Regions from separate parts of the Homo sapiens genome. Here all the other regions are linked to region 1. A link is an interaction called in ENCODE POLR2A ChIA-PET data of the cell type or tissue named here. Cell type or tissue: MCF 10A. All regions are shown on one strand. Links, peaks and the distances in the headings refer to the core of each region. The heading gives the core; the rest is flanking DNA.

What was found. Peaks named below come from ENCODE experiments on the same cell type or tissue, not always from the same donor. Only the 100,000 strongest peaks of a DNase experiment are listed, where the experiment ranks them.
Region 2: POLR2A ChIA-PET joins it to region 1 with 6 read pairs; 3 of 35 experiments call an interaction of 5 or more read pairs at or near these places.
Region 3: POLR2A ChIA-PET joins it to region 1 with 7 read pairs; 1 of 35 experiments calls an interaction of 5 or more read pairs at or near these places.

What each region holds. Positions count from the first base shown.
Region 1 is chr1:206,710,467-206,721,632 of GRCh38, forward strand. All of the region lies in intron 1 of MAPKAPK2 (MAPK activated protein kinase 2), which reads left to right. Among named protein-coding and RNA genes, the nearest start is that of MAPKAPK2, 31 kb to the left of the region's middle. In MCF 10A, for the core only: no CTCF peak of the experiment used is centred there; a DNase peak (open chromatin) is centred at 4,455.
Region 2 is chr1:206,880,701-206,891,866 of GRCh38, forward strand. It overlaps LOC105372879 (a long non-coding RNA gene), which reads right to left. Exons shown (of 2, transcript XR_007066836.1): 2 at 4,609-5,002. Among named protein-coding and RNA genes, the nearest start is that of IL24, 11 kb to the right of the region's middle. RefSeq lists an enhancer at 9,404-10,603. In MCF 10A, for the core only: no CTCF peak of the experiment used is centred there; DNase peaks (open chromatin) are centred at 4,851, 5,151 and 7,181.
Region 3 is chr1:206,959,059-206,964,058 of GRCh38, forward strand. It overlaps FCAMR (Fc alpha and mu receptor), which reads right to left. Exons shown (of 8, transcript NM_001170631.2): 5 at 3,155-3,493; 6 at 1,364-2,165; 7 at 621-739. Among named protein-coding and RNA genes, the nearest start is that of FCAMR, 8.9 kb to the right of the region's middle. RefSeq lists an enhancer at 2,510-3,709. In MCF 10A, for the core only: no CTCF peak of the experiment used is centred there; a DNase peak (open chromatin) is centred at 2,813.

The sequences.
Region 1 (11,166 bases), core at 2,354-7,353:
AAATGAAATGTGGTAATGCTGGTAGTGAATTTCAAGCCAAACGTAATGGAATTATATAGACTAGATAGCTGACTGTGGGAATGTCAACACTGTCACTGTTCAAGACTACATATACAGCCTGGGAAACTCAGTGAAGGTGGCATGTCAGCATAAATGAGGAAAGTGGTTTGATGAAAAGGATGAAGAGGTCCCAGAGGAGGTGACACTGCAGAAGGAAACTTCACATTAAAGGCACCTTGAAGATATTTCACAACATCGAAAGTGCAAAGGATAAAACGTTAGAAGCAGATCCAAACTTAGAAAGGAGTATGACAATTTGCAAAGGCATATGAAAGATACTCATTCCATATTGGATGTTAAACAACAAGAAGGCAAGTGCTGTTCAAATTACTCTGGATAAGGTTTTTACAAAGCAATAAAACACTCATTCTCAGTGACTCTAATGTTTTAGAGTATACACAATAAATAGTTTTACTGTTTTCTCATTTCCTTATTTATAATTTGACAGCAAGAGAGTTTTTAATGTTTTGACCGAAATTTTTAAATGTCGTGGAAAAATCATAATTTTCCTCATTGGTGATTAGGGTTGCTTTGCATGGTCATTTTTATGGTTCCGCATTACTGTGCAAAGCAAGAGCTGCCTGTATTTACAAAAAGTGTGGGTGAATACACATGCACACATGCACACACCATGCTTTTTCTCTTTTTAAAACATTTTACAAAATGGGATCAGACTATATGTATCAAATTACAACTTGCTTTTTTCATGGAAGTTTTTTTTGTTTGTTTGTTTGTTTGTTTTTGAGACACCATCTCTCTGTCGCCCAGGCTGGAGCGCAGTGGCGCTATCTCAGCCCACTGCAACCTCCACCTCTCGGAGTTCAAGTGATTCTCATGCCTCAGCCTCCCAAGTAGCTGGTACCACAGGTGCGTACCACCACACCCAGCTAATTTTTGTGTTTTTAATAGAGATGGGGTTTCGCCATGTTGGCTAGGCTGGTCTCGAACTCCTGACCTCAAGTGACCCACCCACCTCGGCCTCCCAGAGTGCTGGGATTACAGGTGTGAGCCACTGTGCCCAGCCAGAAGAATGTATTTTTGAAGAACTTTTGATTTCAGTATGTCTTAATCTACCTCATTCTTTTTTTTTTTTTTTTTTTTTATGTTTTTGAGACAGGTCTCACTCTGTCCCCCATGCTGGAGTTCAGTGGTGTGATCTCTGCTCAGTGAAACCCCTGCCTCCCAGGCTCAAGTGATCCTCATGTCTCAGCTTCCCAAGTAGCTAGGACTACTGGCCTGTGCCACCACACCCAGCTAGTTTTTTCTGTATTTTATTCGTAGAGACAGGGTTTTGCCATGTTGCCCAGGTTGGTCTCAAACTCCTGGGCTCAAGTGATCCATCTGCCTCGGCCTCTCAAAGTGCTGGGATTACAGGTGTGCGTCACTGTGCCTGGCCCCGTTGTCTATTAACAGCTGTTTAGTTTATTTCCTTCTGTCCCCTAATTTGAAATAATGCTAAAGTGAATATTTTTGATGGATACTATCATAAACTCCATTTAATCGATGAGTTCAATGGAGATTTAGAATGTGAAGTAACTGGCTAAGGTCAGGCAGCTACTAAGCTTTAGAGCTGGTGTTTGAACTTGGGGCAGTGTAATTTCAGAGCCCTTGCAATCACAATGCTTTACACCTTCTCTTCCTTGTTCTTAGAAGCAGCTTTTAACAACGACAACAAATAATAAAAAAAAGATCTTACTGAGTCAGGTACAATTCTAAGTGCAATTATATTGTTATTATTCACTAAATAACAACCTGCGAGTTAGATAATGTTGTTATCCCTGTATTACAGTGAAGGAAACCGGAGGTATAAGAAGGTTAGGAAAGGTGCTCAGGGCCCACAGCAGTTTAATGGAGGAGCTGGGACTGCCCCCATGCAGCCTGGCTTCAGAACCTTGGCTCTCATTCATGTTATAAAGATGTGACTAGAGAAAAGTCTCTTTCATCCTGTGCTGTTGAAGATGGGTTTTTTTGTTGTTGTTGTTGTTAGTTTTGGCGTATATTTTCTCCTACTGTAATCTTTTAAAAATCTACTACCTAGCACAGACTGCCTCTCCCATTGTTTTCTTAGGGGGTGTCACTTGGAAGTTTGATAAGCTTACTGCCTACTATGTCTTTAGTCAGCTTGTTGGTAAAATATTAATACTAGGCAAAGCCAGTCTGGTGTGGTGGCTCATGCCTGCTGTAATCCCAGTATTTTGGGAGGCCGAGGTGGGTGAATGACTTGAGGTCAGGAGTTTGAGACCAGCCTGGCCAATGTGGTGAAACCCCATCTGTACTAAAAATATAAAAATTTGCTGAGTGTGGTGGTGGGCGCCTGTAGTCCCAGCTACTCAGGAGGCTGAGGCACGAGAATCTCTTGGACCCGGGAGGTGGAGATTTCAGTGAGCTGAGATCGTGCCACTGCATTCCAGCCTGGGCGACAGAATGAGACTCCATCACACACACACACACACACACACACACACACACACACACACACTAATAGGTTTGCCACTGAAGTTGTTCTTTGGGTTTAGTCAACAAGTAGATACTTATTGAACACCTCCTAAATGCCATGTACCGGGTCTAGGATTTGAAATCAAAAGATGAACAAGACATTGTCCCAGCTTCCAAGAGGTACATGGTCCACAGTGAAAAGAGAAACCGTTTTATAAATCCCACTGGTGAGTGCTGAAGTAGGAGTTTAGCAAGAGTCTGTGGGCACAGAGAGGCAGAGGGGCTGACTCTGCCTGGAAGTGGTCAGAGAGGCTTCACAGAGGAGGTGACATTGCCATGGTTCTTACAGACGTGAAGTCATGACAAGGCCTGGCTTGCCTGAGGTCAGGAAGTGCATTGTAGCTTCAATATAGGGGATGTGTTGGGAGGTTAGGGTAGCGATGATGTGGATAGGAGCTAGGGAAGACTAAGTTAGGGAATTTGGATTTTATCATGTCAGCCAGTGGAGATGTTTAAGGAGGAAAATGTCCTGCTCAGCTTTGCCTTTCAGCATGTGACCCAAGATGTACTGGGATGGAGTACGTCTCCCTTCTAGAAACCAGTTAGAAAACACAGAAGAGTAGGCCAGGCATGGTGGCTCATGCCTGTAATCCTAGTACTTTCGGAGGCCGAGGTGGACAGATCACTTGAGGTCAGGAGATTGAGACCAGCCTGGCCAACATGTGAAACCCCGTTTCTACCAAAAAATAAAAAGTTAGCCAGGCGTGGTGGTGTATGTCTGTAGTCCCAGCTAGTCAGGTGCTTGAGGTGGGAGAATTGCTTGAACCCAAGAGGCGGAGTTTGCAGTGAGCTGAAATCATGCCACTGCACTCCAGCCTGGGGGACAGAATGAGACCCTGTCTCAAAAAGAGAAAGCACACAAGAGAAAAGGGGCTGCAACCCAGTAAGCGATAGCAGGACTGGAAAAGGAAAGATGGATTTGGGAGATCTTCCCAGAGACAAAATTGGATTGCTTCTGTGGGTGACGGAGGGAGAGAGTCTGAGGATGAGTACTCAAGATTTATATCTGGGAGCCTGGCTAGATAGTGATGTCATTGCCGTTTACTGAGATCCGGGAGCAAATTCAAAGGGGCCGTGAGTTCAGTTTGGTGCCTGTTCAGCAGCCTGTCCTAGATCCACCAAACAGCACTTTATTACTGGCCATTTATAACAACTGCAAATATTATCTAAATGCTTTGTCATCTCACTGCCTCCTCCTTTGTCATCCCTAAGGTCTGGGCAGGAGACTGTGTTCATATACTTCATAGAGGTCCAGACCCCTTGCGTCTGGCATTCCTTTGGTCTATAATTCAGTAAACTCTGCTAAAAAGGAAACGAGACTAGCTTGCTGTGGCCTCTTAAGCGACCCAGGGTAGCTTGTGATGGTTCAGATTATGATTTGTTCTAGAGCTTTTCCAGAGGCAGATGTTGAGGAGTTTATCCTATTTGTCCCCTTCCCTTTAAACAAACAAAAGTGCCGGCTGGACGCAGTGGCTCATGCTGGTAATCCCAGCATTTTGAGAGGCTGAGGCAGGCGGATCACCTGAGGTCAGGAGTTCGAAACTAAGCCTGGCCAGCATGGTGAAACCCTGTCTCTACTTAAAAAAAAAAAAATTAGTTGGGTGTGGTGGTGGGAGCCTATAATCCCAGCCACTCGGGAGGCTGAGGTGGGAGAATTGCTTGAATCTGGGAGGTGGAGGTTGCAGTGAGCTGAGATCACACCATTGCACTCCAGCCTGGGTAGCAGAGTGAAACTCGGTCACAAAAAAAAAAAAAAAAAGAAGTCCCAACCCCCCAGTTTTTTATATCCTCTTAGTCATCATAGTTTATTAACAGTTTTGTTTACATATTGCTTCTTTTTCCCTCTTGGCTAGACTGTGAACCTTGAAGCCCTGTGAGCTTGGTCTAGTGCCTGGAGCATTGTGGGTACCAGGTTTCGAGAGAATGTGTGCTGCCAGAAAGCAGATCTTTGCCACCTCCTCTCCCCTCAGCTCCTGAACCACTGCCAGCAGTGGTTCTGGAATCAACCTGTACTTTCCTTCTGCATCCTGGGATGTAATTCTGGGTGATTGTAAGTTGGTTTATGGTCTAGCTTAGAATTGAGGCTTCTCTTGAGAGAGAGCATGTGTGTAAATGTTTAGCTTGTTCTAGTCTGTGGAGCATTCTCCTTCATAGAAAAGATGGGAAATACTGGAGATGAAAATTCTCCATTCTCTGTCATTTTGTGTGTTAGAGTCTCTGTCCCCATCCCAGGGCCACTTCCTCCCTGGTTCTTCTTATGGCTTTGGATGTAGCTTGAAGACATGCTCCTAGCATTTTCACAAGCTCTGCTTGTTGTGTTTAGTGAGCGCAGACTACTCCCTTCGGGCCTGTCCTGGCTCATGGGCAGTTGCTCGTGTCTTTGCACACATCCTTTACTGTCTCAGCTCTTCACTTCTCCCTGACATTTGTGGCTGCCTCCTCCTGGTTTCTTCTTTAAGCGATTATTGTGTTTTAGATGATCAGAATTCACTTTTTAGAGACTTGGACCTTGTCTTTCAAAATGCATTCCCTTTTGGGATCTCTGCCCATCATACTCCTTGGTCTCAACATCTAAATATTGGTTTTTTTTTTCTTTTTCTTTCTTTCTTTTTTTTTTTTTTTGAGATAGGGTCTCACTCTGTTGCCCAGGCTGAAGTGCAGTGGTACGATCATTGGCTCACTGCAGCCTTGACCTCCTGGGCTCAGTGATCTTCCTGCCTCAGCCTCCTGAGTAGCTGGGGCCACAGGCTAGTGCCACCATGCCCTGCTAATTTTTTAAATTATTCATAGAGACGGGGTCTCCCTGTGTTGCCCAGGCTGGTCTTGAACTCCTCCTTCTCCTTTTTGTATCCTCTTAGTCATCAAGCCATCCTCCTGCCTCAGCCTCCCAAAGTGCTGGGATTTCAGTGTGATCCACTGCGCCTGACCTGAATATTGGTTTTTTTGAAGTCTAGGCTAAACAACTGTTTTTGTCTCAGTTTTTTTTTTTTTAATTTCCCTCCTTTGAACTCTGAATTGACAAGCTTACTTCCTCCCAATGTGGTGTTCTTGTTATTATTGTTTTTGCTAGCTGAAGTATTTTTTTTTTTTTTAAACATAATTTACTAGGTTTTTCTTCCTGGCCAGAAGTAAGTTCAGGGTAATAGTTCCCTTCCTTGTATCTTCAGCTGTGTGAGAGGTAATGTAGAGTGAGAATTTATTTATCAGGTGCCCTGCTCGTAGCAGAAGGCATGACCTCGACTTCTCTCTCACAGTGACCTTGTGTTTGTGTTGGTGGCTTGAACTCACTCTTGTGTCTGGGCCATTTCTCTCACTGTGTAGGAAAGAGTGGTTCCTGTCTTCTCCCTGGCCATGTAGTCTGCTGTGTGTCACCATAACAATCATCTATCTTCCGGTTCTTTTTCCTTCTCTCCTCACCCAGTTGTCTCCAGTCTTAGGCGTGTGGAATTGTGTACTGGGTGGGGGATGTGTGTGTGTGGGCCGCCCTCTTGATTTGTAGGATCCTTCTCTTCCTCCACATTCTCTGTCAACTCTCCTCCACCCCCTGTGAGATCTGTGGACTCAGGTATACGTTGCTGTGAGTCTCATTCTGCTCAGCTGGGGTGATGAAGGTGAGATTGCTTTTGTCGCTTCAAAGTAAAATTTTAGATTTGCTTTGGCAGCCGCACAGGGTCGTATGCATGGGGGCTGCTTAGGCCAGAGGCGCAGTGTTCCTGACCTCCTTCCGTCTTACTTTCTCTTGCTAGTTTGTCCATCTCTGTGGATTTTTTAAAGTAGATACTAGATACCTAGATACTACTAAGAACATGATCTTTCTCTTCTTGCCACTTGGATTTTAGCTTAAAGCCAACTTGGAACATTTAGGGTGTTTCCTTCCTACCACTGTCTGCCTGGTCTCCTAGGGAAAGATGCCTTGTATCTTGTTCTGGTGTACAGTCTGCCCATTTAATTGGTAAGTGTTTATTGTGACTCTTCTCTACTGGGCTCTGGCCCCAGGCCTGATGCGAATAGGGCAGGCCTGTGAACAGAGCAAAGACGAGTCACTTAGGAGGGGACGAGAGAGGCCAGCGGTAAACTAATATTACCAGCTCAGGGTTTATTTGTCAAAGCCTCCTTTGCTGTGAATAAAAGGTTAGATCTGAATTGGGTCTGAGTCCTGGCTTTATTACCTACTAGCCATGTGGCCTTGGGCAAATTATTAATACTTCCTTGGGCCTTGGTTGCCGCACCTGTACGATGGAGTCAGCAATGGATCCTGTTCTGTAGGGCTGCTAGGAAGCTTAAATATAGCAATATTTGCTATATATAAAGTGCACCTGGTACATAATTGATGCGGTTGAAATGAAAATTCCTCTTTCTCTTTCAGTGCCATTTGCTGGAAGAAACAGAAGAAATATCTCTGTCCCCATCTTTCAGTTTCCTACCCAAGACTCCTGTGTGGTTGACATCACTGCTGTGTGCAGTGTTCATGTCCATATAAGTCAGAAGTGGCTTGCAGCAGTGGTTTGGGGCTTTGGGGCCTCTGCTCGCTCCTTATCAATTCTTAGGGTTACATCCTCTGGGAAGATGCCAGGCCTGGTCAAGTGTGGCCTCTGACCTAGAGTTATGCAAGGCCTCTCTTCCTCCTGTGGCCAGTGTGAAATTTCTCATCTGTGCTCTCCTGCCTCTAGCAGGAAGGTTGGCCTACATTTGGGGCACATCTCTGTCACTGTCTCAGGCCAGGGGTTCAAATATAAGACCTGAATCATACTGCACCTCAGAACCCAAACCCTTTTACTTAATTTTTTTTAAAAAATTTCATTCAGATGGTAAAGGTTCAAACAATACATAGAGATATAAAACAGAAAGAAAAAAAAATACACGCCTCTCTCTAGTACCTATTCCCCAGTAGTCAACACTGCTACCTTTTTTTTGCAGGGGAGGTAAATTCCTCCAGAAAAAAACTTAAACATCTACAATTTCATATATCCTCTCCCCTCTTCCCTAAAAAACAAAACAATAACAACAAAACTATAGAAATGGGATTATGCTATATATTCTGTTCAGTACTTTTTTGTTTTTGAAAATTTAAAAAATATGCAAAAGAAGAAAATGTCATCCATATTACTACCACTTATAATTAACCACTAATTAACTTTTAGGTGTGTTTGCTTCTTGTCTTTATGAATATACTTTAAAAGCTACTTAAGTAAGGTGGAAGCAGTTCTGTTTAAAAAATTAGGATGTTGCCCGGGCGCTGTGGCTTACGCCTGTAATCCCAGCACTTTGGGAGGCCGAGGCGGGCAGATCACGAGGTCAGGAGATCGAGCCCATCCTGAATAACATGGTGAAACCCTGTCTCTACTAAAAAATACAAAAAATTAGCCAGGCATGGTGGTGGGCGCCTGTAGTCCCAGCTACTTGGGAGGCTGAGGCAGGAGAATGACGTGAACCCGGGAGGCAGAGCTTGCAGTGAGCCAAGATCATGCCACTGCAGCTCCAGCCTGGGCGACAGAGCAAGACTCCATCTCAAAAAAAAAAAAAAAAAAAAAATAGGATGTTAAAGATAAAGCCAAAGTATTATATCATCTTGGTCCTTATCTGCTTTCCCATTTAATAGCATCCTGCTCTCCCCGTCGCCGTGGATGGGGAGCTGCCTCTTTCTTCTACGACACCGCACGTTTTCCATTGTATGGATTTGCTGTCATTTCATTTATCTGACCACCCTCTTATTGGTAGGCATTTAGGTTATTACCAGTTTTTTTGCCATTAAAATGCTTTATGAATATAATGTGTAGGATGGTTTCTTGCTGGGTAATTACTGGGTCCAAGGTTTGAACATTTACAATTTTGATAGACATGGCCAAATACCTCCCCAAAAATACTAGTTTATTTCTCTACCAACTGAATGTGTAAGAGAGTGCCTTTTCTCCCCAGATCTTTGCATAAACCTGGGAGTTTTATTTTGGTCAAACATTAAAATTTTTTTTTTGCCAGTCTGGTGAAATTATCATCTTTTTTATAAACATTTCTCTTTGAGCTACACTGAGTGTCTTCCATTCAGCCATCTGTGTTTCTCTTGCTTTGAACTGCCTGTTCTTATCGTTTGGCCATTTTTATATTAGGTTGTTGATCTTCAACAATTGATTTGCCTGAGTTAAGTTAGCCTTTTATCCATCATGTGTTGGAAATATTTTAAAGATTTGTCATCTACAGTGCGATTTTTAGGCCTCTTGACTTTTTGTTGAGCCCTAGGCTTTTGTGACTGCCTGTGACAGCTCTGGAGAGGGGGCCGACAGGCACAGTGGCCCGCAGTCGAGCCAGGCCCCATCTTCTGGGCAGTGACGCGTGGTTGTTTTAAGGCTTTTGGTACTGGGATTCCCCGTTGTAAGTTTTAGCTTTGTTTTGGGTAGGGACTTTTCCCCATCATATTAATGAACATTAATAACAAATAGAGACTTGCTTTTGCCTCCCAACCAAATGTTTGGGAATGTGTGCACCCACGTGAAGGGTCTGTGTGATATCTTTATCTCATCAACCTTCTAAGGCTTTTAAAACCTGTTGTTAGATTTATGTTTAGATCATGGTTCTAGGGGAGAACCATCGTCACTCCTCATTGAGCTTTGCAGAGGCTCTGAAAGGAGGACATACTCTCTTCCCCAATCAATGTAGAGGAACGTCAGTAGTTCAGCCAAGATTGCTCTATCTGCCACCTCTTATGCTTCCAAGCTGGGCTAATTGAGAAGTGTGACATCTTGCTCCAGCCTATAAGCAGCTGTCTGTAATTTTGAGAGATGAGAAGGATTCTCCCTTAAACCATTGCTGCTTTTGTGGCAGCATCTTATTTCTTTCCTTTGCAGCACAAATCACAGTGTATAATTAAAACTATTTTCTTTGAGCTTGTTTTTGGTGTACCTCCTGCACTAAAATGTTAAGTTCTGTGGCGGTCACGGGGCTTATTTGTCATGTTCTCTATTATACCCTTGGCATCCTCTAAACCAGTGTGTGGCACATGCTAGGCACTCCGGGGTTTCACTGAGTGATCCATTCTGTTAGGATGGGATCAAGTGCTCATGTGTCTCCTCCTGTGTCCCTCTCTGGCTCCAGATCTTCCACCTGGCAGAGTTTCCGGAAGCCCCAGAGATATGCTCCATGGCCATAGGGCCTGAGACGTGGATGGCTGCCCTCTGACTAAAATTTAGAGAGCTAAGCTTGTCTCTTTAAAAAGTAACATATACTAATTGTAAATCACCTAGAAAATACAGACATAATAAAGGAAATTAAATCTGTGATTCTGTCTTTCAGAGATCATTACCATTAACAACTCATTGAGTCTTAATGCCTTTATTGTTTTTGTTTTGTTTTGTTTTGTTTTGTTTTTGAGACAGAGTCTCACTCTGTTGCCCAGGCTGGAGTGCAGGCTCACTACAACCTCCGCTTCCTGGGTTCAAGTGATTTTCCCACCTCAGCCTCCCAAGTAGCTGGGATTGCTTACAGGTGCGTGCCACCATGCCTGGCTAATTTTTTTGTATTTTTTGATAGAGACAGGCTTTCAGCATGTTGGCCAGGCTGGTCATGAACTTCTGACTTCAAGTAATCTGCCCCCCTTGGCCTCCCAAAGTGCTGGGGTTATAGATGTGAGCCACTATGGCCAGCCCCTATGCCTTTATTTTTTTTATATACAGATCCAATAAATATCCATAGAGCACTGAGTTTATGCTGTACATAAGGGTTTGTAACTTTCAGTTACCATCAGACATGTTTTGATAATGAAATTTAAAGAAAGTACACATTGGGATTTGGGATGCAGAAGAAAAAATAGGATAGTATTCTAGACAATGACAGTGATGATACCTGAGAATCTAGTAGACACTCAGGAATCCACATTTCCCCATTTAATATTCATCTGAAACACCATTTCAGTGGCTGTAGATTGTGTAGCTAAACTCACTTTTACATAAAACAACCTCTGTTACTTATCTCTGGGCCTTAAGTTTGTGATATAGTTTGGATGTTTGTTTCTCCCAAATCTCATGTTGAAGTGTAATCCCCAGTGTGGGAGGTGGGGCCTGGTGGGAGGTGTTTGGGCCATGGGGGTAGGTCCCTCGTGAATGGCTTGGTGCTGTTCTTAAGATAGTGAGTTCTTAGGAGATCTGGTTGTTTAAAAGTGGGTGGCACCCCACCCCTGTTGCTCCTGCTCTTGCCATGTGACATCCCTGCTCCCCCTTCACCTTCCACCATGATTGTAAGCTTCCTGAGGCCTCACCAAAAGCAGATACTAGTGCCAAGCTTGTACCAGCTGCAGAACTATAAGCCAGTTATATCTTTTCTTTACAGATTACCCAGTCTCAGGTATTTCTTAATAGCAATGCAAAGTAGACTAATAAGTTTGTTAGCTATTTCTAGTAAAGGTAAATAACTCTTGAGATGTATATTTTCTTAAAGATACGTCTATGATTAATACCTGAGGATGAAATTCTAAAAGTAGAATTTTAACATCAAAGGGTTTGCACTTTAAGGCATTTTCAGCCTCCATTTCTGGCTGTTGCTGTTGTGGACAGTCTTGGGCAGATTTTGAACTCTTTGCCTTACTGTGGGGTGGTGGAAAGGAGGCTTTAGGAGCAGCCAGAG
Region 2 (11,166 bases), core at 2,399-7,398, 170 kb after region 1:
CAAAGCTATGGTAATTAAGACAGGCTCATACTGGTAAAAGACTAGACATGCAGATCAATGAAATAGTGTTGAGAGCCCAGAAATAAATCCTTACATTTATGGTCACTTGATTTTTCAACAAGGGTGACATTACTATTCAATGGGGAAAATAATAGTCTTTCCAACAAATGGTGTTGGGACAATTGGATATCCATAAGTAAAAGAATGATGCTGGACCCCTATTCACAACATATACAAAAATTGACTCAAAATGGCTGGGCCTGGTGGCTCATTCCTGTAATCTTAGCACTTTGGGAAGCTGAGGCAGGCAGATTGCTTGAGCCCAGGAGTTTGAGACCAGCCTTGGCAATATGGTGAAACTCCATCTCTACAAAAAATATAAAATATTAGCTGGGTGTGGCAGCGTGTGCCAGTAGTCTCACTACCCAGGAGGCTGAAGTGGAAGGATCAACTGAGCCTGGGAGAGTGAGGCTGCAGTGAGCTGTGATCGTGCCACTGCACTCCAGGCTGGGTGACAGAGTGAGACCCTATCTCAAAAAAAAAAAAAAAAAAAAAAAAAGCCGAAGTATAAAATTTATATAAGAAAGCAGTAATTATTTATGACCTTGGATTAAGCAAAGCTTTCTTAGATATGACACTAAGAGCAGAAGCAACATGAGAAAAAAAAGATAAATTGGAGTTCATGAAAATTTTAAACTGTATGCTTTAAAGGACACCATTGGCCGGGCATGGTGGCTCACGCCTGTGATCCCAACTCTTTAGAAGGCTGAGGCAGACAGATCACCTGAGGTCAGGAGTTCAAGACCAGCTTGGCTAACGTGGTGAAACCCCATCTCCACTTTTTAGTTGAATTTTTAATACAAAAATTAGCCAGGCATGGTGGCCTATGCCTGTAATCCCAGCTACTTGAGAGGCTGAGGCAGGAGAATTGCTTGAACTCGGGAGGTGGAGATTGCAGTGAGCCAAAATCATGTCACTGTGCTCCAGCCTGGGTGACAGAGTGACTCCATCTCACACACATAAAAAAAGGACACTATCAAGAAAGTAAAAGACAATTGACAGAATGAAAGAACATATTTGCAAATTATATTAGATGAGGAACTGACATAGTTTGGATATTTGTCCCCTCCCAAATCTCGTGTTGAATTGTAATACCCAATGCTGGAAGTGGGGCCTGGTGGGAGGTGTTTGGATTATGGGAGCAATCTCTTATGGCTTGGTGCTGTGTTCATGACAGTGAGTGAGTTCTTGCGAGATCTGGTTGTTTATAAGTGTGTGACACCTCCCCATCAGCTCTCTATCTCTTGCTCCTGCTTTTGCCAAGTGAAGTGCCTGCTCCTGTTTCACCTGCTGTGAGTAAAAGCTTCCTGAGGCCTCCCGAGAAGCCAAGCAGATGTCAGCACCATACTTGTACAGCCTGCAGAACCGTGAGCCAATTAAACCTGTTTTCTTGATAAATTATCCAGGCTCTGGTATTTCTTTTTTTCTTTGAGATGGAGTCTCGCTCTGTCGCCCAGGCTGGAGTGCAGTGATGGGATCTCGGCTCACTGCAAGCTCCACCTCCTGGGTTCACGCCATTCTCCTGCCTCAGCCTCCTGAGTAGCTGGGACTACAGGTGTCCGCCACCATGCCCGGCTAATTTTTTTGTATTTTTAGTAGAGACGGGGTTTCATGGGTTAGCCAGGATGGTCTCGATCTCCTGACCTCGTGATCTGCCCACCTCAGCCTCCCAAAGTGCTGGGATTACAGGCTTGAGCCACCGCGCCCGGCCTCTGGTATTTCTTAATAGCAGCACAAGAATAGCCTAATACAGGAACTTAGCCTACAGAAAATGTAAAGAACATTTAAAACTCAATGATAAAAAGACAATCCAGATTGAATAGACGTCTCACCAAACAAACAAAAAGATGTATGAATGGCCAATAAGCACATGAAAAGATGCTCAACATCATTAGTCATTAAGGAGAGTCAAATCAAACCTACAATGCAGTAACACTACACATCCACTAGGACGGCTCAAATATAAAAACATAGCCAACAATAAGTGTTAATGAGGATGTGGGGAAGTTGGAACCCCCATACGTTGCTTTATAATCCCATTGCTAGTGGGATTGTAAAATGGTGCAGAAACTTTAGAAAACAGTCTGGCAGTTTCTCAAAATGTGAAACATGGAGTTACCATATGACTTAGCAATTGCACACCCAGGTACCCAGGTATTGAAAGAGAGTTGAAGAGATGCCCACACAAAAACATGGACACAAAAGTTCATAGCAGTATTATTCATGATGGTCAAAAAGTGGAAACAATGCAAAATCCTTTAATTGATGAATGTATAATGAAATGTGGTACATACAATAGAATTATTCAGTAATAAAAAGGAAAGAAGAACTGATACATGCTACAACGTGGATGCACTTTGAAAATATTAAGCTAAGTGAAAGAAGCCAGTCACAAAAGCTACATAGTGTATGATTCCATTTATATGAAATGCTTATAATATGATTCCATTTATATGAAACATTCAGAACAGGCAAATCTATAGGGACAAAAAGTGAACCAGACTTCCAGCGAAGGAATGGGAAGAGTCAGGAATGACTGCTAATGTGTATAAGGCTTCTTTCTGGATGATGAAAATGTTCTGAAATTAGTGATGCTGGTTGCACAACTCTGTGAAACTACTAAAAACTGCTGAATTGTATACTTTGAAAGGATGCATTTTATGGGTATGTGAATTATGGCTCAATAAAGCTATTATTAAAAAACAAAGATGAAATAAAAACATTTTCAGGTCATCAAACATTAGGGGAAAGTAGAAATAGTTATTTAATTCACAATGATTTTAGAACAAAATGATTTGGCTTGTTAGAAGATGATTGCATTCACATCTACTTTCATTACTATTGTTAATCAAAAAAGAGCTTGCTCATTGAATTTGGTCCTGAAGTTTTCATGTCATATTCTCTTATGACTTGTTTTGGTATTAGATTCCTGTTATCATTTTAAAGCAACTTTACAGTCTCCTGAAACAGACTGGTAAGAACTGGGATTAATCACAGTATATTTTGTTGTTTCTATCTGGGTTACTATTATGAACACTTTATCAGGTAGTTGTCTTTTAAAAATCATATAGTTAAAGGGTGAAAAGTTGCTTGCAGTTGTCTAGCCTCTCTGATCTAAGCTCTTTTTGTTAGGGAAAGGCATTGAATGTGGCACAGGAATATATAAAAATAAAATTAGCAATTGTTAATAATAGCTAATTTTTATTTTTTTCTTAAGTATTAAAAAAATAGAGATGTGGTCTCTCTATGTTGCCCAGGCTGGTGTCAAACTCTTAAGCTGAAGGGATCTTCCCACCTTGGTCTGCCCAAAGTGCAGGTGTTAGCCACCGCTCCCAGCAACTAATAGCTTACTCTTTCTAGTGCTTACTAATGTGTCCAGCTCTCTTCTCTGTGCTTTGCCTGTATTTTCTCATTTCACTCTCATAAATACTTATGAAGCAGGTGATATTGTTATTTCCACTTCACAGATGAGGAAACCGAATCAAAGAAGAATCAAGTAACTTATTCAATTATTTTAATAATCATTCAAAGTCACATAGCTAGTAAGTTGCAGAGCCAGGAATACAAACACACCGTGTGACTCCATAGTCTGCATGTTTTCCAGAACACTGTACTGCCTCCCAAGTATTTAAACTTGGAGTCAGAGACCTGGGATGAATTCTAGGTAGTTCCATTTTCTGGTTCTATGAGCTTAGGCAAACCACCAAATTTCCCTTTGCCTTGGTTTTATAATCATAATACAGAAATAATGATATCTGCTCTGTCTTATAGGGTTTTTGTGGGTATCAAATTGTAGAAGTACTTTGTAAAGCATTACACGACCAACTGGCTCACTGGACTGGAGTTGAAACTCCCCTGCTCCCTCCCTCCAAGAAACCCAGCCAGTAGAGCTAGCTCCCCTTCCCCTAGAAGTATTCATTTGCCTCCATTGAATTACAGTGGGGCTGAAGAACTTTCTGGGGAAAAGGCTTGAACTCTGTTCACACTTGGGATTCAACACTCATAGACATGGCTGATAGATCAGAGCATACAGAATCCAGATTACAGGGGGTTAATGGCAACCCCTACCCCTTAAAGAGGATTCACCTTGAGAAAGAAAGGAGTGTGACATGTGAGCTGTGCTCAGTAACAGGAACCAATGTCACTGATATTGATGAATTCCAGTCCCATGTTACGAGAAACTCCTCCAAACCAACCACTGTGGAGGTATGTGGGCATCCTGGGGCCAAGCAGGTCTCAGAGTGTACATTGAGAAAGCTGCTTCACTGAACTCTGCAACACTTTGGACTCAATCTCCCTATTGGGGTGAATGTGACCTTGCAAAATTTTTTGGCAGGAGCAATTTAGCACTGAGAAGCTGCTGAGGAGAACCCTCTTCTCACCACCAGTGGGGTCACACATGGAGCTTGCAATAGCTAGCTCAGCCAGCCCTGAAAGCACAGACTGCCTCATGGGCTTGGAAGAAACATCCCTTTGAGAATTCTCAAAACACTCTAGGGACAGACTCCCCAAGAGCCTGCTATGTTTATATGAGCAGATGGAACGACAGAATTTCAAGATTTTTTATTTCTAATTTTTAATCACAGGCTGTGGAAATATGAACATTCAGGTTATGCTATTCCAAATTACTTTTATTATTTTATTGTGGGAAAACAGAATTCAGTTAACTAGGATTAAGCAACAAAATCCACTTCCTTGTGGGATCATCTCTCTGGGCTAGGAAGAGGGATGGAGACTTTTCAAGGCAGAGATTGCTCCATGGAGGAAAACACCTTCTCTTCATTTTCATGAGTAATAAGTTTCCCAAGAGGATATTTTTTGGAAGTTGAAGGCAGAATTTAAATGGAAAGCCCCACCCACTGTTGCTGGAAGCAACTTCTCTTCATCCTTTCTTTGACTTTTGATGCTTCCCTGGATCTGATTATTTAGCGGTGGGCAAAGGCTGGAGATAAGAAGCCAAAAGATAAGATTTCAGTGTAAGAATTCACGTCATTTTCATTTCAAGTACCATATATGAGCTTTTTCAGGGACACAAACTCTAGTTGCTCTTATTCTGGGGCAAGCTCGGACCTGCCAGGCCTTAGCCTGCCTTTCTTTGCCAGTTTTAAAATCCATGTAGTAAGTGTGTGTGCTGTAAGTCTTTGTGTGTATGAGTGTGTGTGTGTGTCTGTGTGGCTGTTGGCTCATCCTAAACTTTTTACTGGCATCTTAGGCTTCTGCAAGTAGAAGATTCTCTACATTAGGAGTCCCCAACTCCTGGCCCACAGACCAGTATCCATCTGTGGCCTGTTAGAAACCAGGCTGTGGCCGGGTGCAGTGGCTCATGCCTGCAATCCCAGCACTTTGGGAGGCTGAGGCGGGTGGATCACGAGGTCAGGAGATCGAGACCATCCTGGCTACCATGGTGAAACCCCGTCTCTACTAAAAACACAAAAAAGTTAGCCGGGCATGGTGGCGGGTGACTGTAGTCCCAGCTACTCGGGAGGCTGAAGCAGGAGAATGGCCTGAACCTGGGAGGCAGAGCTTGCAGTGAGCTGAGATTGCGCCACTGCACTCCAGCCTGGGCAACGGAGTGAGATTCCTACAATTAAAAAAAAAAAAAAAGAGAGAGAGAAAGAAAGGAAGGAAGGAAGGAAGAAACAAAGAAAGAAAGAAACCAGGCTGCACAAAAGGTGAGTGGTGGGTGAGTGAGCGGAGCTTCATCTGTATTTACAGCCACTCCCCATCCCTTGCATTCCCACCTGTGCTCTGCCTTCTATCATATCAGTGGCAGCATTAGCTTCTCATAGGAGCACAAATCCTATTGTGAACTGTGCATGCGAGGGATCTAGGTTGCATGCTCCTTATGAGAATCTAATGCCTGGTGATCTGTCACTGCCTCCCATCACCCCCAGATGAGGCTGTCTAGTTGCAGAAAAACAAGCTCAGGACTTCTAGTGATTCTATATTATGGTGAGTTGTATAATTATTTCACTGTATATGACAATGTAGTAATAATAATAAAAATAAAGTGCACAATAAATGTAATGTGCTTGAATCATCCTGAAACCTAATCCCCCAACTCCTGTTTGTGGAAAAATTGTCTTCCATGAAACTGGTCCTTGGAGCCAAAAAGGTTGCAGACTGCTGCTCTACATCACCCCTACCAGGAGCGAAAAGCCCTTTTCTGCAGGTCAGCTTTCAGTCTTCCATCCATCATCCCTTACAGAGCTTTCTTCTCATTATGTGACCCCTAAGTGAACTGAGCAGCCCATTGCTAAATCCCAAAGTGGTCAGCATCATGCTATAACCTGACCTCACCCAGTTGAATGCATCATTAACTCCATGTTCAAGGAGAAAGCAATGCTTTCCATTAAAGAAGGAATTTGAGAATCTCTGTGACTTATAATGAGTTGACTAACTAGCATATAGAATCAAAGTTTACCTATAGCAGAGTCTAAATTCATTGAGCTTTCTGGAGCTTTATCTATAGCAGTCTAAATTCATTTGTTCCTAGCAAAGTCTAAATTCATTCTAAACACTTTTAAAGTGTTTAGAATCCTTCTCCCTTCTAACATCCCTTCTGCATTAGTCAGGTTAGCCTAAGTTATGCTGTAGAAGCAAACAACTCCTTAATGTCTCTCAGCAGCATATTACAACAAAAGTTATTTCTCACTTATTTTATATATGGAATAGATGTTAGCATGGGGACTCTCCTCATCATGGGTACTCAGGGACAGGCTGCAGGAAATGCTATCATCCTGTAATAATGCTGCCATCTCAACATGGCAGGGGATGAGAGAGTGTGGACGATTGTGTGCTGGCTCTTAAATGCTTCCTTCAAGCATGACATGTGTTTCTTTCACTTATATTTCACTGGTCTAAACAGCCACATGGCCACGTCTAACTTCAATGGAACAGTGAAGTGCAATTTTCCTGTGTTCCAAGAAGTGGAAGACTATAAATGTGAGCGAACAACTGTAATGTCTATCATACCTTTAAGTGGATATCCAGCCTTGAATACCTTCAGGTTTAAAAGTCTTTATTCTTGCGGTGATATTAACCTGCCAAATGCAGATTTCAAGTCATCCTGAACACTTCTGACAGCAAGTATCTTACTCACGATTTGTTTGTTTATTTAACAAGCTGCTACACTGTGCTGAGCAGTGTGAGCAAAAGAGAAGAACATAAGATCTGTTCCTTTGCGGTCCCATGATCTTAGCCCAGGAGAGAAAGAGAGAGAAGACTAAGTGCCACCAAAGAAGTTCAAATTGCTACATTGTTTAGAGGTGACAGAAATTCCTTGCAGCTTTTGGGAATGGCTTCAAGGAATTGGCCTTGAAGTACTGCTAAAAAATTTTTAATGTAAGTCTCAACCTCTCTTTCTAAATTGGTGTTTGTAGAATTCTTTTATTCTTTGTTTTGCAAATACAAAATAGCTTAAAGATGAAAATAAAAGCCTGCCAAGCCTGTAATCTTATTCCTTCAAAATAAGCATTCTTAAAAAGGTGTGTGTGTGTATTACACATATGTACACACACATGCTTGTATATGCATATATGTATATGTATACATACATATACATGTAATCTGCTTTTGACAGTCAGCAACATATGCCATGTTTCTATGTTGAAGCAATAAAGGGTGGCTAGTGTTTGGCTGGTGGCAAGAACATTTCAGATCCAGCCTAACAGAGGCATAGAGGCACGAGGTGAAGATGAAACGCTCAGTTTTGCTGGTACCATGGTGTGTGGAAGTGTAGAAGAGAGAAAGCTGGGAAGGTGAATGGATTGGGTCTCAGAGAATGTGCAGTGCCAGGTAGGGGAATTTCAACAATTTTCAGTGGGCAATAGTGAAACTAAAGATTTATTTAAATTTACAACAACTTTTCTAAAAGCCTTGCATTTTGTATAACTTGGAGACTACAGTTAAGCTATAGAGAAGGAAAACTCCCATGATCTCACCACTCAAAGATAATCTTGTTAACATCTCAGCATTTATATTTCTAGCTCATTTTCAACACTTTTGCCCATTTTATCTTTTACAAAAGTGGGATCCTACTGCATATGTCATCTGTAACCTGATTTTTTTAAATCTAAAATTTTATAAAAGTTTTTTTAAGAATGTAAATATAAATTATTTTGAGTGGTGGAATAGCATTCTATTACATGGACTTTTACCCATAGAAATAACCAATTAAAGATCACACAAAAGGAAAAAGCAATTGAATTATCCTCCTCCTTAAATACATTTCATTTACCTGGTTTTGAAATTAAAAATTGATTCATGAACATTTAATGAACATTAATTTCATGAACATATACATTCTATAAACCCCTCCCACCCACCCAGCATACTGGTTTGCAAAAGTAGAACAAAAGAGCAATGGGTTGTGGGGAGAGGAGGGAGGAACTTTCCTTATCAGAAACCAAAAATGATTTGGTGGCTGAGGAATAATATGATCAGACTTGTGCATTTAGAAGAATCTCCTAGATGAGGGACAGGGATTTTAAAGGGGAATGAAACTGGAAGAGAGTCTATAAGATAGACGGGATAGGGATCATTTTCCTTCTTGGACAGAATGAGGCACGTGGCACAGAGAAAGTAAGTGGCTTGTTCAAGGTAGCAGGATATGGCTGCTCTAAGGATAAGACTATGATATCCTCATCCACAGATCCAGAACTCTCTCCTGTGCTGGCCTAATCGCAGATTCTGTTTCCCTGGCTTTCTATGTCCAGACAGGTGGTCATAGCATCACTTTTTGGGTTTTTACTCTTACGCTGGGAACACGTGCAAAGCAGATCAGTATTTAATAATGCCATTGGATGCAGGCCACATCTCAGCCTGTGGCCATTGCCTGAGCAAAAATGAGAAATATTTGGCAAAGATCTTTGGGCAAATAGCCTGGGAGACAATTTGACCTTGTACATAATTAGATTTGTGAACCAGTCTAATTACATAGTAGTAATTATACGACTAGACTCACACCAGTACTTTCCACCACCAAATGTGTGAGATTTTTTCTCACACTAACCAATTCTTCATTCTCGGTGGACACCAAATGGATGGCTACAACTCAATTAAAGTCCGACACTATTTACCAGGGGATAGCATCAGATCCCACGGGTTAAGGGTTCAATCTCACAAGACTGCTCCCATTTCAGACAGCAATGACAAGTCCCAGTTATCACCTGTGCTTCTGACCGAACAGCCATAAATCGGAGGTTCCCATGACACCGTCTTCTGGTTTGATCATACGCTAAAATGGCTCACAGAAACCAGGAAAATAATTTACTTATCAGATTACCATTTATTATGAAAGGATACAACTCACGAACAGCTAGATGGAAGAGATGCATTGGGCAAGGTATGTGGAAAGGGGCACAGAGCCTCCTTGCACTCTCTGGGGCACCCCCCTCCCAGTACCTGCATGTGTTCACCAACCCAGAAGCTCTCCAAACCTCTTCCTTTAGGGTTTTTGTGGAGGTTTCATTACAGAGGCATGACTGATTAAATCATGAGGCATTGATCATTGACTCAGCCTTCACTCTCCCTCCTCTTCCTGGAGGTGGGATGGGGTGGGGTGGGGTGGAGTGAGTAGGGCTGAAAGCTCCAACCCTCTTATCTCATGGTTGATTCCCTGGCAAACAGCTCCCATCCCTAGGCTATCCAGGAACCCCCAGCTGTCAGTCACGCGTTAGCATAAAAAAGACACTATCATTGGTGAGATTCCAAGGGTTTTAAAAGCTGCCAAGAAAGGGAGAGGGTTATGTCACACCAGTCAAATAAAATTCACTATTTCAACAAATGCTTACTAAGCTCCTGTCCTGTGCCAGCTTCTGAGGGGAATTCTGACATGGATAATACTCAGTTCTAGTGCCCAGGGAGTTCACAGCCTGGTGAAGGAGACACAACCAGGGTGCAGGGAAGGATCGCCTGGGTGCCATCAAAGGGGGACTAGCAGCACTCCTAGGAGCACAGGAGAGGGGAGATTAACACTGTCCAGAAATCCGAAAATCTCTTTGTAGGTGTGGAGAGTGGACCTGGATAGGAGGAAAGGGAGGGTGCTATTTTAGGAGTACAGTAGTCTCCCTTTATCTGTGGTTTCACTTCCTGTGATTTCAGTTACTGACGTCAACAGTGGTTTGAAAATATTTATTACATGGAAAATTCCGGAAATAAACAATTCATAAGTTTAAATCGCGTGCTACTCTGAGCAGCGTGATAAAGTCTCGTGCCATCCCGCTCCGTCCTGCCTGGAACGTCAGTCCTCCCTTTGTCCAGCGCATCCGACTGTCACAATACAACAGTGCTCATGTTCAAGTCACCCTTATTTCACTTAGTAACAGCCCCACAGCACAAGAGTAGTGACGCTGGCATATTGTTATAATTGTTCTATTTCACTATTTGTTATTCTTGTTAATCTCTTTGTGTTTAAACTTCATCACAGATATGTATGTATAGGAAAAGAAAAGACATCGGATACATGGGGTTTGGTACTATTTGCAGTTTTAGGCATCTACTGGGCATGATCCACTGATCAATGGTCTTGGAACGTGTCTGCCATGGATAAGGGGAGTCTACTGTATTGATTCTGATTAATGCCTGAGAATGGGATGTTATTTCATTCACACGGAAGCCTTTTTCCTTTCTTCCATTCTTTCTTCCTTTTTAAAAAAATCTCCTTCAGAAAAAAAAGCAACCCTGGATATATGAGACAGGGGGCAGGGTGACACAGGGGAAATAAACCACAGTCCTTTACCTGGATCTACTCAGAAGACTCTGTAGCTACTATTTCCCCAACATGTACCATGCCATGTATTTATTTGAATACTCATGTCCTTGTGACTCAAAGTTGATGTTCTACAGGTCGTGGGAGGTCCAGGATCCTGACTCTTGGGAGGCAGTTGCAGTTCAGAACTGGCTTTCTCTTGTGGTTCTTTTTCCTGCAATTGTACAGGAGGCTTGGCTTAGAAAGTGAGACCCTGGCCCTTCTTCTCTCCCCCCCATTCCTGTCTGCAGCCCTGTGGGATCAGTAGCACCCTAGGTCCCCTTGGGAGCCCTGAAGTTGTATTTACATAGCTTGTTCCCATTGATTTGCATGAATTATTACACGAAAGAACAATC
Region 3 (5,000 bases), core at 1-5,000, 250 kb after region 1:
GTGAGGGTTGCTTATGAGGCTTATGGTTAACATAGGCATCACAGCCTTTGTAATCTTCCAGGAGCTTCTCCTTGTGCTCTGGGATGCCATTGACACGTAAGTACAGAGATAATTTCTAATTTTATTGATTAAAAACCAAGGCAGTTTGGGCAGAGTGGCTCACGCCTATAATCCCAGCAATTTGGGAGGCCAAGGATCACTTGATGTCAAGAGTTCAACACCATTCTGGCCAACACAGTGAAACCCCATCTCTACTAAAAATACAAAAATTAGCCAGGCATGATGGTAAATGCCTGTAGTCCTAGCTACTTGGGAGGCTGAGGCAGGAGAATTGCTTGAATCTGGGAGGCGGAAGTTGTAGTGAGCCAAGATCACACCATTGCACTCCAGCCTGGATGACAGAGCAAGAGTCTGTCTAAAAAAAAAAAAAAAAGAAAAGAAAAGAAAGAAAAAAAGAAAGAAAGAAAAGAAACCAAGGCCAAGAGTGGTTAAATGGCTCAGCCTAGAATTTAGCTCTTCTACATTGAAAAGTCCTGGCAGGACTCTACCCCTACCCAGCCCTGAGGGTGTCAGGTGGGAACCAGAACTCTTCTATCTAGCCTTGGGGCTACTCAACTCACAGGTCCTCCTTCTCCAGAGCTTCCTTTGCAATAGAACCAGAGCCATAAGCATAAACAGGGCCAGCATGGTAGAGACAGGAGCCAGGGTCCGAGAGCTGCTTTCATCTTCTGGAAAAGTACTACAGTGGGGGTGGAAAGAGCACAGGGGAGAGGAGGTTGGAGCTGGGCAGAAGATTAAAGACCATTTACCCACATCCTTACTTTACAGATTGGGGAGCTGAGGCCAAAGCAAATGGGCAGCCCTGGTTCCCATGGCTGGTTAGTGTCAGAGCTTGGGGCTAGAATCTCTGTCTTCAGGCTTCCAAGCCTGAATCCTTTTCCCTCTTCCACCCATCTGTGTGTGGGCCCTGCGATGCCTCCCAGTGAGAAAGAGGACTAGGTGGGAGCAAGCGACTCCAGCCTCAGCACTGGGCTCTGCCACAACCTTTCCTTGTGGCTTCAGTGCATCACCCCCTCTCTCCGGAGCGCCTATTCTTTATCTTTAAAAACAGAAAGTCCTAATGAAGGTTCCAGCCTAAATATTGTCTTTCTATCATTTAGATATCACTTGAAAACCACATGGAAATACTCAGGGAGCGTTCTCACAGCAAGGCCCCTTGGGTGAGGGAGGGCATCCGATGTGTATGTCACTGTCTTGTGGGTACAAAGGGAGAGAAGTGAGCAGAGGGAGAGGGGCCTCCCTTGCATGCCAGGGATGAGGCAGATGTGGGGCCCCCCAACCGGGAGAAGGTGCCTGGGGTTACCGCTTCACGGAGGACTCCTTGCCAGGGGGTCCCCAGGGTCCTACTGCCGGGGTCTGGCTCAGTGTTGCTTGGGGACCTCTGTCTCCAGTGGCAGCATCTAGGTCCCCTGCAGCGCTTCCTTCCCCAGATGCTGCCTCCATGCTGGTCCACACATCTGCAGCTGGAGTTCCCAAGATCCACACATCTGCAGCTGGAGTTCCCAAGGTCCACATGCCTGCAGCTGGAGTTGTTTCTCCAATGGAACCCTGAGATTGTTGCTTAGAAACTGGCGTTGCTTGTGGGAGGATTTCCCAGGCCAAAGTTTCTGAGACCAGAGCTGGTGGCCCAATGGTTCCTAGGACCTTTTTGGCTGCATCAAGAGCTATCCTGACCCCCTCTATGTCCTCCCTTGGCCTATCAGCCTTGGTAGTTGTCATCTCCCTCCTGTCCTTGCTGGCTCTAGCCCTGTTTGTCACCGAGCTTCTGGTGCCCTCCCAAACACCTTCTGTTGTATTGGACATGCTTCTGCTCTTTGAAGGTGGACTCTCTGGAATCGGAGCAGGTGCTTTGACAGAACCCTCTGCCCAGCTGCCTGTCCCTGGAGCTGCTGGCCTGGTTGCTCCTGGGGTTCGTCTTCCCTCAGCTGAAGCTGTAGTCTTGCTGGTTCCTGGAGTGGAAGCAACTGTGTCCCATGCTGTCCCCTGTCCTAAGGTCTGGGTGGTTCCTGGGGTCCATCTGTTGGCCACTGGAGACGCTGTTCCATAGGATCTCATGGTGAGCTCCCCAGCAGCTGGAGTGGCTGTGGGGAGGGTGCTGGCGGGACCTGTGTGGACAGCAGAGGGAGGCCACATGGGAAGGCTGGCAGGCCACCTACTGGATTTGGCAAAGGACACCAGGTTTAAAATGTCTGCTAAGTGGAATGCAACCTCACTAAGAGTTGCAGTCTTTGACCAATAGGTTGGATAAAATAAAAAATAGGAAAATGTTTCATTCTCCAGTTTGTGGCAAACATTCTCTCGTCTGTGGCAGACACTGACATGTTATACTCCTATTTCCTTCTCCCATGCCCACATATTTTCTATCCAGCTGTCTTGAATTCCCAAGCTGTTTTCTCCAGAGGCCCACCGCCCAGCAGGTATTGTTCTTCAAAAAAGGTAAAAGAAACACTCCACTTCTAGCAGAGCAGCCCGTTGCAGCAGGCGGCTGGAGAGCAGCATCTAATAGAACTAACCTGCTTTCAGGCTGCCTCCTGTCATGCTGTCTCCTCTGCCAAGTGGCCTTTCACAGCCTGGAGGCCCTTCCTATGCTCTGGGTGCCTGACTTGGGATCAACAAACAGAACCTGCTGCAGAGGGCCTAGGCCTGGGAGCTGTCAGATGTTGGCTGAGGGACTCAGCAAGAGTCTGTGTGAAGGACAGCCCAGTTGCAATTCTTCTGTCCTGCCTGTCACACCTCCTCTGCAGTGCTGCCGCTTCTCTGCATGTCTGAACATGCAGCTATCAGGATCCTAAGAAGCCACGTCATCCCATTCTTGGAGCCGTCTCCAAATATATATTTCATGACATTTGGGGGACACAGGTGGGAGAGTGTACATGCATTCACTGGGGAAGTTTTTCCTAAAATCTTCCTTTTTTTTGAAGGCAGCCTTCTTCTGAAATGAAAGCCTACTTCTTAAAGTCTTTGCCTTGCCCCAGCTTTTCATTGTCACTTCCCTAATGTTTCAAGCCCTTCTGGGTCTCTGAGGCTTCTCTCCCACTTTCTCCTTCCTAGAACGTGCTTCACCAAGCTTGGCCCATCAGCCGTCAGCTCATACCTGCAGAGATGGTCAGATTCATGCTTAAGAACAGCATGTTGTTTTCACTTCCAATGCCGCAGAGGTAGCATCCGATGTCATCCGGGGACAGTTGGGACAGCCTCACCACAAACAAGCCTCTCTGTGGAAAGTCTGTGAGGGCCACACGGTCACGATAGCGATGGTGAGTATACTGGTTGGTGGACACAATGGTCTGGCAGATCCATCTTGGGGGCCCCAGACGGCACCAGTACTTCCTCTGGTGCCTGTTGACAGATGAGGGGGCATAATGGCACTGGATGGTGACAGCTCCTCCAGGCTCCCCTGACACCAGCCTTGAGCCCTTCAATGAATTTGGAGCTGCAGACAGAGAAGGAAGTCAAAGGAGAGGAAGTGGTGAGCATAGTCACTGTTTGGGGACTCACGAACTCTGAACTCTGCCAGAATTAGGGGTCAAGTCAGAAAATACCACTGTGAACATGGAGCAGAATCAATATAAAAATGGCAGAACTCAGCCATTGGGAAAGCAGATGTTGTCCCAAGGTATGGAAGATGAAAATGTAATCATAATCTTACCCACCTTGATAAGCTAACACTTATCCTGAGCTATCCTGGTCCATCCAGAGCCTGGGTTCCCCTGTGCTCCAATGCAGATGTTTAAAAAGATGCCATCTAAGCACACATGAGAGGGCTGAGGCAACATCTGACACTCACTCACTCAGTCACTCCTCACTGTAGATTTAGACAACACAGTCCAAACTATGCCACCAATGATAACATTAAATGGTAATCTATCATCAAAAGACAAAAATATTCACAATTATAAACAAGGACCCTTTCAGGACAACAGTGATGATTCCCTGATAGAAGGGCTCTGGTTTGCATGGAATGTAAAAGACAGATGCTAAGCAGTAAGAACATATCAGTGTACCTTTCATCTGCAAAAGACGGGGAGTCCTGAAACACAAGAATCCCCTTCTGCTTGGTGGGTACCTGTCTGGACCAGTGGTTGCAAAATTTTTCACACTAGTCACTTTTCCATAGAAACAGAAACAACCAAATGCCACCATATAAGCACAGATGAGCAGTACTATGAATATGTCTGCTTGGCAACAGGCCTAAGGACAATTCGTAGTTGAACCACATATATGGCCAGCTTCCTGGATGACTTAAATGTGATGGGGTGCAAGCAGAAACAAAGTTCATTCTTTCTCTCACTGCCTCTTCATACCTTCTCCGTGGACATCTCTGATCCTTGCTGAAATTTCAGGCATAATCTCATGTATAGTAGCTTTCTTTCGTAATTTCTCATGGATAATAAAGAGCCCCGCCTAGTCTAAACTTATACATCCAGTCCAGTCCAGTGAAAGATCACAACTCCAATCTTTTGCCCAGTCAAAACCCTTTCCTTTCTCCCAGCTGGGCTTGGAGTCTGTCATGGAGGAGGGGGGCATGGTTGGGGTCTCTTGCTTTGCTCTATCCCTTCCCCTGTTCAAAGCTTCTGTTTGGGGGTCCCTCCAGAGTTGGGCAGAGTGGGGAGAGGAGAGGTGAATGAGACAGTTGTGATCTGCCCTTGGTGCTTTCTGGGCATGGCAGATGACCAAGGCTGCCTCTTTTTTGCCTACCAGATGTATTTTTAGCATATATGGCTGTCGTTCTCTCCTTATGAGAATTGCAGGTTCTTCTGCTGGCCATTAGTGGCCACCACCCACAAGCCTATGACTTCTGGCTATCTGCCCTGCTCTGTGGTCATAGTCCCCTCTGGGTGGCCCTCTAGGTGGAGGCCCTGCATTTAACACAGGAAGTACACCTGTGTCCTGCAGTCAGAAGAACCTGGGACAAAGGGCATGCTTGTTGAGTGGCTTTC